Linked DNA regions of Mus musculus: region 2 is linked to region 1. The links are chromatin contacts, found by Hi-C in ENCODE. All regions are on one chromosome and are shown on one strand. Each heading gives the region's core, a stretch centred on a gene start or an enhancer-like site at or near the end of the contact. The rest is flanking DNA. Distances are from core to core; before and after follow the strand shown. Region 1 overlaps Car2 (carbonic anhydrase 2). Region 2 holds the start of Ythdf3 (YTH N6-methyladenosine RNA binding protein 3).

The links. A loop is a pair of places that touch in the nucleus more often than their neighbours do.
Region 2: a loop to region 1 is called in a map of Patski, with 3 times the contacts of the local background. The contact joins the promoter of Ythdf3 here to the enhancer-like site in region 1. A Hi-C loop is called at or near these places in 1 of 37 maps with a recorded cell type or tissue (Patski).

The regions. Positions count from the first base shown.
Region 1 is chr3:14,887,798-14,892,030 of GRCm38, forward strand. It overlaps Car2 (carbonic anhydrase 2), which reads left to right. Exons shown (of 7, transcript NM_009801.5): 2 at 37-234. Among named protein-coding and RNA genes, the nearest start is that of Car2, 3.6 kb to the left of the region's middle. Within about 2 kb of position 2,059, at least 1 of the 3 ENCODE cell types and tissues checked has a DNase peak (open chromatin) inside an H3K27ac peak, as active enhancers do.
Region 2 is chr3:16,181,180-16,185,412 of GRCm38, forward strand. Ythdf3 (YTH N6-methyladenosine RNA binding protein 3) reads left to right here and starts at 1,986. Exons shown (of 5, transcript NM_001145919.2): 1 at 1,986-2,341; 2 at 2,743-2,767. The coding sequence starts at 2,318.

The DNA of each region.
Region 1 (4,233 bases), core at 809-3,308:
ACAGCAATGACCTAACAGCTCTCTTCTCATCTCTAGGACCAGAGAACTGGCACAAGGACTTCCCCATTGCCAATGGAGACCGGCAGTCCCCTGTGGACATTGACACAGCAACTGCCCAGCATGACCCTGCCCTACAGCCTCTGCTCATATCTTATGATAAAGCTGCGTCCAAGAGCATTGTCAACAACGGCCACTCCTTTAACGTTGAGTTTGATGACTCTCAGGACAATGCAGGTCAGTGTTTAGGAAAACATCCATCGGGCTTTTTAGCCAATAGTTATTTTCGGTCTTAATGGAAAATACAGGGACACCGGCAGGAGGTCCCTGCCACCACAATTTGTGTCCGAAAGCTGAGATGTCACTCTGATTTCTTTCATAGGTCCTAGAAGTAGGCTAATTACTGTGAAGTGTCCTCAGGGACTGTCAGATATGTAGGGCATCAGGCAAGGTGCCTGTGGGATGTCACAGAAAGCAAGTCAGGTCTTTAGCAATACAGAAACCAGGGAATTCACGAAATTTTAAACTTTTAAGATTCCCTTTAACACATTTGTCCTCCTAGATGAGAGCTATCCTCAGTAGGTATGACCTAATGTGTACTGCCTTCAAGTCAGTAGCGCAGAAAGTGATCATAATCTGAATATTTAAAAGGTTGAAGCTCTTGGTAAATATTGTTTGTATTTGTCAGTGTTGACATAGGGTGAGTATATAAAGATATAAGTATCTCGTTCAAAAATTTATTCCACAGTGAAGATTTTTCAGAGTTGTTTGGATATGCTTAGGCAGTTACTGAAAAAAAAAAAATCCAATTACCATAATTTATTTGTAATAGGGCCTGCTGACAGGATGCTGGTGAATGCTTTCTTCTTTATTTAGAAAATGGAGACCCAGTCCCATTTAGACACAGTGGCTGCCTTTACGGCCTGCTGGTTGACTTAATTGCCAGTGTCCTATTTTCCTGAATATTTTCCTTTGAAGGTCGCTGAATGAAATGGGCCTGTAAACACATTGTTTGCTAGTGGATTGGAGGAAGGGGTATTTTAGAGGGAAAGGACAAAGACAGAGGAAACAGCTACTATTGCTGTCAGAGTTGGAGCTAATGACCATGCTGAATAATAGCATGCTATATAATGTATAATTAAAGTATTACAATCAGGCGGGCCATTATGTTTCAAAAGCAGCAGAGAAATCTCAAATACCTCAGTCAGAATTAACAGCTGAAGAAAGGTGGGTTTTTAGTAATCCCAGCACTAGGGTGGCAGAGGCAGGCAGATTTCTGAGTTCAAGGCCAGCCTGGTCTACAGAATGAGTTCCAGGACAGCCAGGGCTACACAGAGAAACCCTGTCTCGAAAAAGAAAAAAAAAAAATCTCTTCTCCAGTGCAGGGGTTTTCGAACCTGACAAGTCATTCAGGGTTGGTCAGTTTGGAGGAAGCTAGGATGGTTGATTGGTCCAGAACTGTGTGTGGCCAGAGTAGGCTTCAGAACTTGTTGAGCCTGTCTATCAGCAGGGGCCTGCTAGTGGGAGGCTGAAATCTTACAGATCCTTTGTTTTAAGCTGCCAGGTTTTTGTCTCAAGTGATGAGGGTGCCAAAGAAGTGGGTTATCCTGGAAATTGGCACCTTTGCTACCTAGCCATGGCCCCCTCCCTGTCTGCTTAATTGTCTTTCTCTCTCCTGTCTGCCCTCATCACTAAGATCAGTTCACACTTCATAAACTAAGGGTCATGGGGGCAGGTGAACCTTTCCGTTGTCCTCAGAATCCACCATGTATTGAAAATATCTAAAAGAGAAGAACATACAAATATAGGCTCTGACTGTAACTTTGATACAAACAAAGAAACTGTTCAAGGAAGTGTGGACTCTTGAGTTGAGATCCAAAAGATCATAGAAAGGATTGGGGTAAGAGTTCTCTGAAGGAGAATCTGAGGCTCTAGCACAGGAGACAGACAACATGGGCCAGGGGGGTTGAAGAGAGGAAGCCAGCTCAGCTGGCACAGGTCAGGGTCCGGCGCTTTTGGAGACTAGAGTAAAGGAGATGGTTCCATAGCAGGAGCCTGCAGCTAAGCCCTTGAATTTCCAAGCAGGAAGGGGGTGGGGAGCAGGATGTGTGCTTGCCAATACTTCTTTTGACTTAAACTCCCTTCCCTGGTGGGAAATCCTGGAAAGTCTCTTAGCTAGAGATTCACAGACAATGTCCTCAGTTGGGTGTCTATCAACATCTGTGAGAAGGAAAGGCTGTCACGTTGGTGCTTATAAAAATGATGTGGTCCTAGGAACTGTGGAAGCATGGAGGCGGCTTAGTAACTGACATGATACTTCAGTAAAGGCTTTCCAGAAGGTTCATTCAGAGAAATAAAGGGTTTGGGTGTTTTGGAAGAGACTCCAGCAAAGGGCTTTAGGAACCCCCAGGGGATTAAAGAGAGCACAGGATGTGTGTCTGTGTGCCCTAGATAGCAACACAGTCTAGGAAAAACAAGGGTCAGCAAAGATTAGAGTTCTCCTTTGCCCATGAAAGACTCCTTTATAATTTGGCTAGTATCTCCTATCTCTTTCAGTTACTTTGGTTAAACAAAAATCTAGAATGCATTAAAATATTGATATAAAAGGAAAACCCACTTACAGAAAATGTTAAATAGCAATATGTCACATGGAAATATGCTACATAGATTTTCTTTTTAAAAGATTTTTAGATTCTCAAAAGTTTAACAAAGGAAAGTGATACTATAGTCAGCCCACAACATGAAGAAAAGAAGGAGGGAAGGAAGGAAGGAAGGAGGGAAAGAAGGGAGGAAGGAAGGGATAAAGAGGAAGAAACAAGGAAGCAAGGCAGGAAGAAGGAAGAAAAGAATCACTTGCCGAGGCTTGTTCTTTGCGGCACTACTTTCTAACTAGCAGCTGTTTACATAGAGACTATAATGAAAGATCTTCAGATGATAACTATTATCAGTCTTTAGTTGTATGTACCATGTCTTTAAAAGCCAATATAATTTTTCTTTACATTTAAAGCCTAAAAGTAATTTATTTTTGTTACTTGATATATTTTTTCAAAAGTTAACATTTCAGCAATGCTTTATTAAGTTATTTTTGTTCGTTTGCTTTAGCATCATTTTTAGAGTCTTTTAAATTTTTTATTTTCTGTATTTAAGTGCATCAGTCATTTACACCCCCTCTCCCCTCCCCCACTCCCCAGCACTGGGATCTCAGCCTTCTAGAATTTATCTTGAAATCAGGCCTTGCAGTGTGTTCTGAATGTTATCTTATACCCAGACTTAAGTACCTGGTGTCAGAAACTGAGCTAGCTGGGTTTGCTGTTGTGTTTACTTACTTGGAGGTAATTCTTTTAAAGCATGGAATTAATGTCTTAGACTGAAGCTCGCACTAAAGTTGTCAACATTCCTTTAAAGCCAATAATCTTAAATTAATGAAAAATTGCTAATAATGTTCTTTTAAAAAGTATTGTTAAGAAATAACCTTCCCTGCTTGAAATGTTTTCTTGCCGGCTTTTTCTGGCACAAAAGGAGTCAAAGCGTTAACCATTCCTAACTTATTAACTCTTGCTGATAAGTTTAAAACTCTCTGCTTTATCGCAAAGTTAGGGATGAATAATGAGAGCAATGTCAGAATTCTTGAGTCAGCACCCACATCTTGTTCAACTCAGTGAGCTCTCCTTTTAAAAACAGAAACAGTATTTATTTGTTTATGCTACTTCAAGAAGAAAGAAAGAGGTTGAGTGACTCCCCTGTTGGCCTTTGAAGCCAACCATTGTCTGGATAACATAATGAGGCTTTGTACCTGGGTTCTGTTGAACTTTCTAGGGACTTAATTTTGGAGCTCTAAATTTACCGGCCACAAGTGATCCTAAGCAACCAATGAAGCGTTTCCATGCACGTAGTTAGTAATTTCAGAAAAATTATTAATACCTAGGACAGTGACCAGAGTTTCCTAAACACTCTTGAGTCGTGAAACTTACTCCTAAAAAGTGTCAGTTTAAATTTATGTAGTCCCTAACCCGGTTACACTAAGACTGTTGTACACCTTGATTTGTAAGTGGTTAGAAGAAATGGAACAGGAGCCACCCCTCTCAGATTTGCTTGCATGACTATAGTGCTAGGATTCGTCCCTGCTGTCAATGCAAGAGTACGCATAGTCTAATCAACAGTAAAGATTGTAACCATGGATTTTAGAAGGCCCGACTATTTGTGGAGAAAGTAGTTCAGCTATTAACATTTAAATCG
Region 2 (4,233 bases), core at 736-3,235, 1.3 Mb after region 1:
CTTGGCTCATCTACTGTTACTTGAAGGTAATACAGAATCTTAAAAATCTTAGTATAAATACTGGAAAAAGTTTCAAAGAAAAATTTAAATAGTACTAGCTAGCAGAGTGAATTTGGGAAAGAGTTTTACACACAGGTCATTACTTATTATGTCTCTGTTGTCATCTATTATTCTTCCTGGGTGGTAACATTCTTGATCCTCAGTTGAACATATATTTCACAATACATGTTTCAGTTCCCTTGCAACCAAGAATTTTCAGAGAACAATGTTGTAGTTAGTAGGAGGTAGACAGGTGTGGGAAATAAAATTGCTATGAAATATCCGGAGAGAGCACTCTGCTCTCCCTGCCTGCCCCGCTCTTTTCTCTTTCCTTTTAGTGTGGTGGGGTTGTGATGATGGCTGGAAGGAGAACAGCCACCTCTGCGGCACTGATGGAGTGTTCTAGAGGTGATCCCAGGGGCACACACACGGGGATCGGAAAAACATTTTCAGGAGTGGTTCTCTCCTATCACGTGGGTTCCAGGTATAGAACTCATGTTGTCAGTTTTTGGTGTAAGTGCCCTTATCTGCCCAGCCATTTTGCTGGCCTTGGACTATTTCTTAAACTTACTTTGGAGCCAGGCAGTGGTGGCGCATACCTTTAATCCCAGCACTCGGAGGCTGAGGCAGGCTGATTTCTGAGTTCGAGGACAGCCTCGGCTACAGAATGAGGTTTTAAAAAATTTTTAATTTTTGAAACGTAGCCTTGGCTGTCCTGGAACTCATATAGATCAGGCTAGCCTCAAACTCACAGAGATCCACCCTCAAGTGCTGAGTTTAAAGGTATGTGCTCCCTCACCCAGCCTTCAATTTTTGTAGCAGCAGTTATCACACAAGATACTGTGACTATTTAATCAATTATATTGCCTGACATTTCAGGAGTACTCACTGAGTTACAGTTTTGATGCGGGGACTCACTCAGTGAAGAAACAAGAAGTGGCTGATTATGTATGTCAGGCCTTAGTTTACTCATGACGCCAAGGTTTAGGTTAAGAGACTTCTCCAAGGTTATAAACTAATCATTGCTAGGTAAGAATTCAAACTGAGATTCGTGGAATTCCAAAGCCATGCTTCTCAGATAGGAGTAAAGTCAAGGCCTGCAAGCCTTTTCTATTAGTTTTCGCTATGCACTTTCAACTTTCCAGCCTCAATTCCTCTTCCGACAAACTCCTTGAAAACCAAAAATGTTTTTGGGAGTGGGAGCTAGGTAGAGCAATGTAGAATAAGGGGGACCTTGGGAAATGGACTGATTTGCAGCTCAGGGTCCGAACAGAAGGAACACAAGAGAAAGGGATTTGGGTTGACCACACCTAAAATTGCCTTTTGAGGATTTGCATGAGAAGCAATCTTGACACAGTGATTCTAAAATATTGTGGTACTACATATAGAAAACTGTGATTTTCCTAATTTCCTGCTTCATAGGTTAGCACTTAAACTGGGAGGTTTTAAAAGGATTTGGCTAGTTAGGAATGCACACTACACCACACCTGTAAAGAAATCTTACTTGGGAAGGAAATTCAATAAAAATGCCAAAATTATAATTGGACTGACTTTCTTTGTTTTTGCCAACAGGTAAGAAAGTAACATTACCAGTTTCTAGGGACATTTTAACATTTTCTTTTTTTCGGGAGGGGCAGCAGTCTTGCAACTGTTTCTCTTTCCGAAGGCTATTTTATTCAATAAAAACCAACCCCATCCCAGTAGAGAGTTAGAAAGCATTCATTGAGAGCGTGCTCCCGCACCCCGCACGCACGCACGCACGCCCGGTGGTGGCTGAGCGGACAGGCGCTGCTGGACCGCTTCTGTAGCCTCCAGGCTAACAACGCCCGAGCCCAACGCTCACGGTACCGCGCATGCGTCTAAAGTACAGCTGCGCCTCCGGGTCTCTGCCCCCCTCCCCTCTCCGATGACGTGCACGGCGGGGGCGGAGCCCGAGGCCGTGGCGGGAGTGGGGGAGGAACTGCGAGGTGTGCGTGGACGTCAGACTGGATAGCGGAAGGTCAGGACGGCCCGGAGCGGAAGTGGGGCTGAGGCGCCTGTCCGCCATTGTGGGCCCGAGGATCGGAGGACGAGCGGGGACGAGCAGTGTGCAGGCGGCGAGCTCGGGCCCCTTCCGCGACTCCCGAGCGTGAGCCCTCTCCCTGGAGCCTGCGAGAGCGGCGGCGGCGGAGGCCGGAGCAGAGCTTCGCGAGGGCGGTAGTCGACTGCTGTGAGTGCTCTCGGCGAGGCCCAGGCAGCGGCGGCGGCGGCGGCGGTTCCTCTCGGGTTACGGTGAAGAATGTCAGCCACTAGCGTGGATCAGGTGAGGGAGCAGGGCCCCGGCTCGGCGAAGGCCGGAGCTGCAGAGCTCCACCCTCGCGTGCGGCGCGGCTCCTCTAGCCGCCGCTAGCTCCGTAACGGCGCCGCGGGTCCCGGTTGTCGGGGCTGCTGCCCAGGCCGGCCTGAGCGCGGGCGGCTGAGTCTGCGGCCGGCGCCCGTGACCACAGGCCCGGAGGTCCCGGCGGCCGCCGCGGGGCCCGGAGCTGGCGGGTGCCGGAGGCGAGGCGGAGAGGCGGCGGGAGGCGGCCGGGCGGAGAGGTTGCGGAGGATCTGGTGGGGTTCACACCTACGCGGATTGTTCTGAAGAACTTGTTTGCAGTGGCTCTGTTTAACGCACTTTTCTTCCCCCTCCCCCTCTTTACCACCTCTGTCGTCTTGCTTCAGAGACCTAAAGGGCAAGGAAATAAAGGTGAGTTTGTTTGTTTGTTTTCCCCTTAGGTGTTCCCTTGATGTGATTTTTTTTTAAAAAAAACTGTAAGCGGTTTCTTTCTTGTTTTTGCACTTCTTTCTAAATATAAAGGATAGAAAAACATCCAACGCAGCTAACAGACAACATTTACTTAGCTCCTGGGTTTGTAGAAACCGAAGTACTAAGAAGAAACAGCTGTCTTGGTTGTATTTCAATGAACGTAATGTTATTTCTTCAGTTTACCATTTATGTTTGTTACATAACTTAGGTCATACTTTTTTCTACATTTGTGTATAGTTGGATAAGTTTTTAAAGTGAACAGCATTCTGTTTGAAATTTCGGGATTACATTTAAACTTGGCAAATCACATGGCGTTCTATGCCACATTGGGTGAAAATCATGCCCCAATCACTGAATAGAATCAGTGAAGTTGCTTGCAAGGAGACAACACCACTATAGAACTCCTAACAAGTATGTAATCTTACAGCAGCGCTCTGATTGGAAGGCGTGTCTCGATCTGGTTTCTTACAAAAGCCCGAGAAGGAAATTATTTGTGCAGTTATTGCTAGTGTTATATGATTTGCTATTTAAAAACTACCACTAAAAGTAAGGCAGTTAAAACACAAATGTAGTTTGTATTTATGCGTGTGGAACAAAGTAGTCAGCTGATTGAAACATGGCTTAACATGTGATATTAGTGTAGAACAATAACTCCTTTCTTGGGGTGGTGCCAATTAAAGAACATTACAATGAGCTATATATTTGTAACGTTTTGTAGTGCCGGAAGTGACACTAAATACAATTACACTTCCTGCTTTTTTTTTTCTTCCCCGTTCCCCAGTAACTAAGTACTACTTAAAAAATAAGATCTGTAATAGCCCTTTAGGTGAAGATTTATTGTTTCTATTGATGCTTTCAATGGTTTTCCTGGGATTTTATGTGCCAAGGCTGGTTAATTAGAAATAATAGTGCTCTGTCCAGAATAACTTTCTTCATGCCACACTACATTTTATATAAGAGTTTATATATGCCAGATACATTGTAGTGTGTTAGTTAACAAACTATTTTAATTAATGTTTTATTTCAGCATATGAACATCTAGGAATTTTTAATTCATAGAATTCCAGTTTATTTTAGTTACAATTGTAAACTTCAGAATTAGAGGTTAGTTTAAAATTAGTTATTAAACATTTGTAAGTTTAAAAGGACTTTTTTCCTTTTCCTTTTTTGACTAATCTGACCATACTGAAATTTCTGGTCATTATTGCCTAGTATAAACTATTTTATTCTAGAGCCATGGCACTTTGCAAGGCTATTTGAAGTGCTGTGTTTTATGTTACCTGTTTTAAGGTAAGTGATTTCTGTGAAGGTCTTTTGGATAAAACAAAATAGATCATGCAGATGGGTATTATAAGCTAGTTCTGTATTACCACAGTTTTGGTTACTTGAGAACAACCACTTCATTT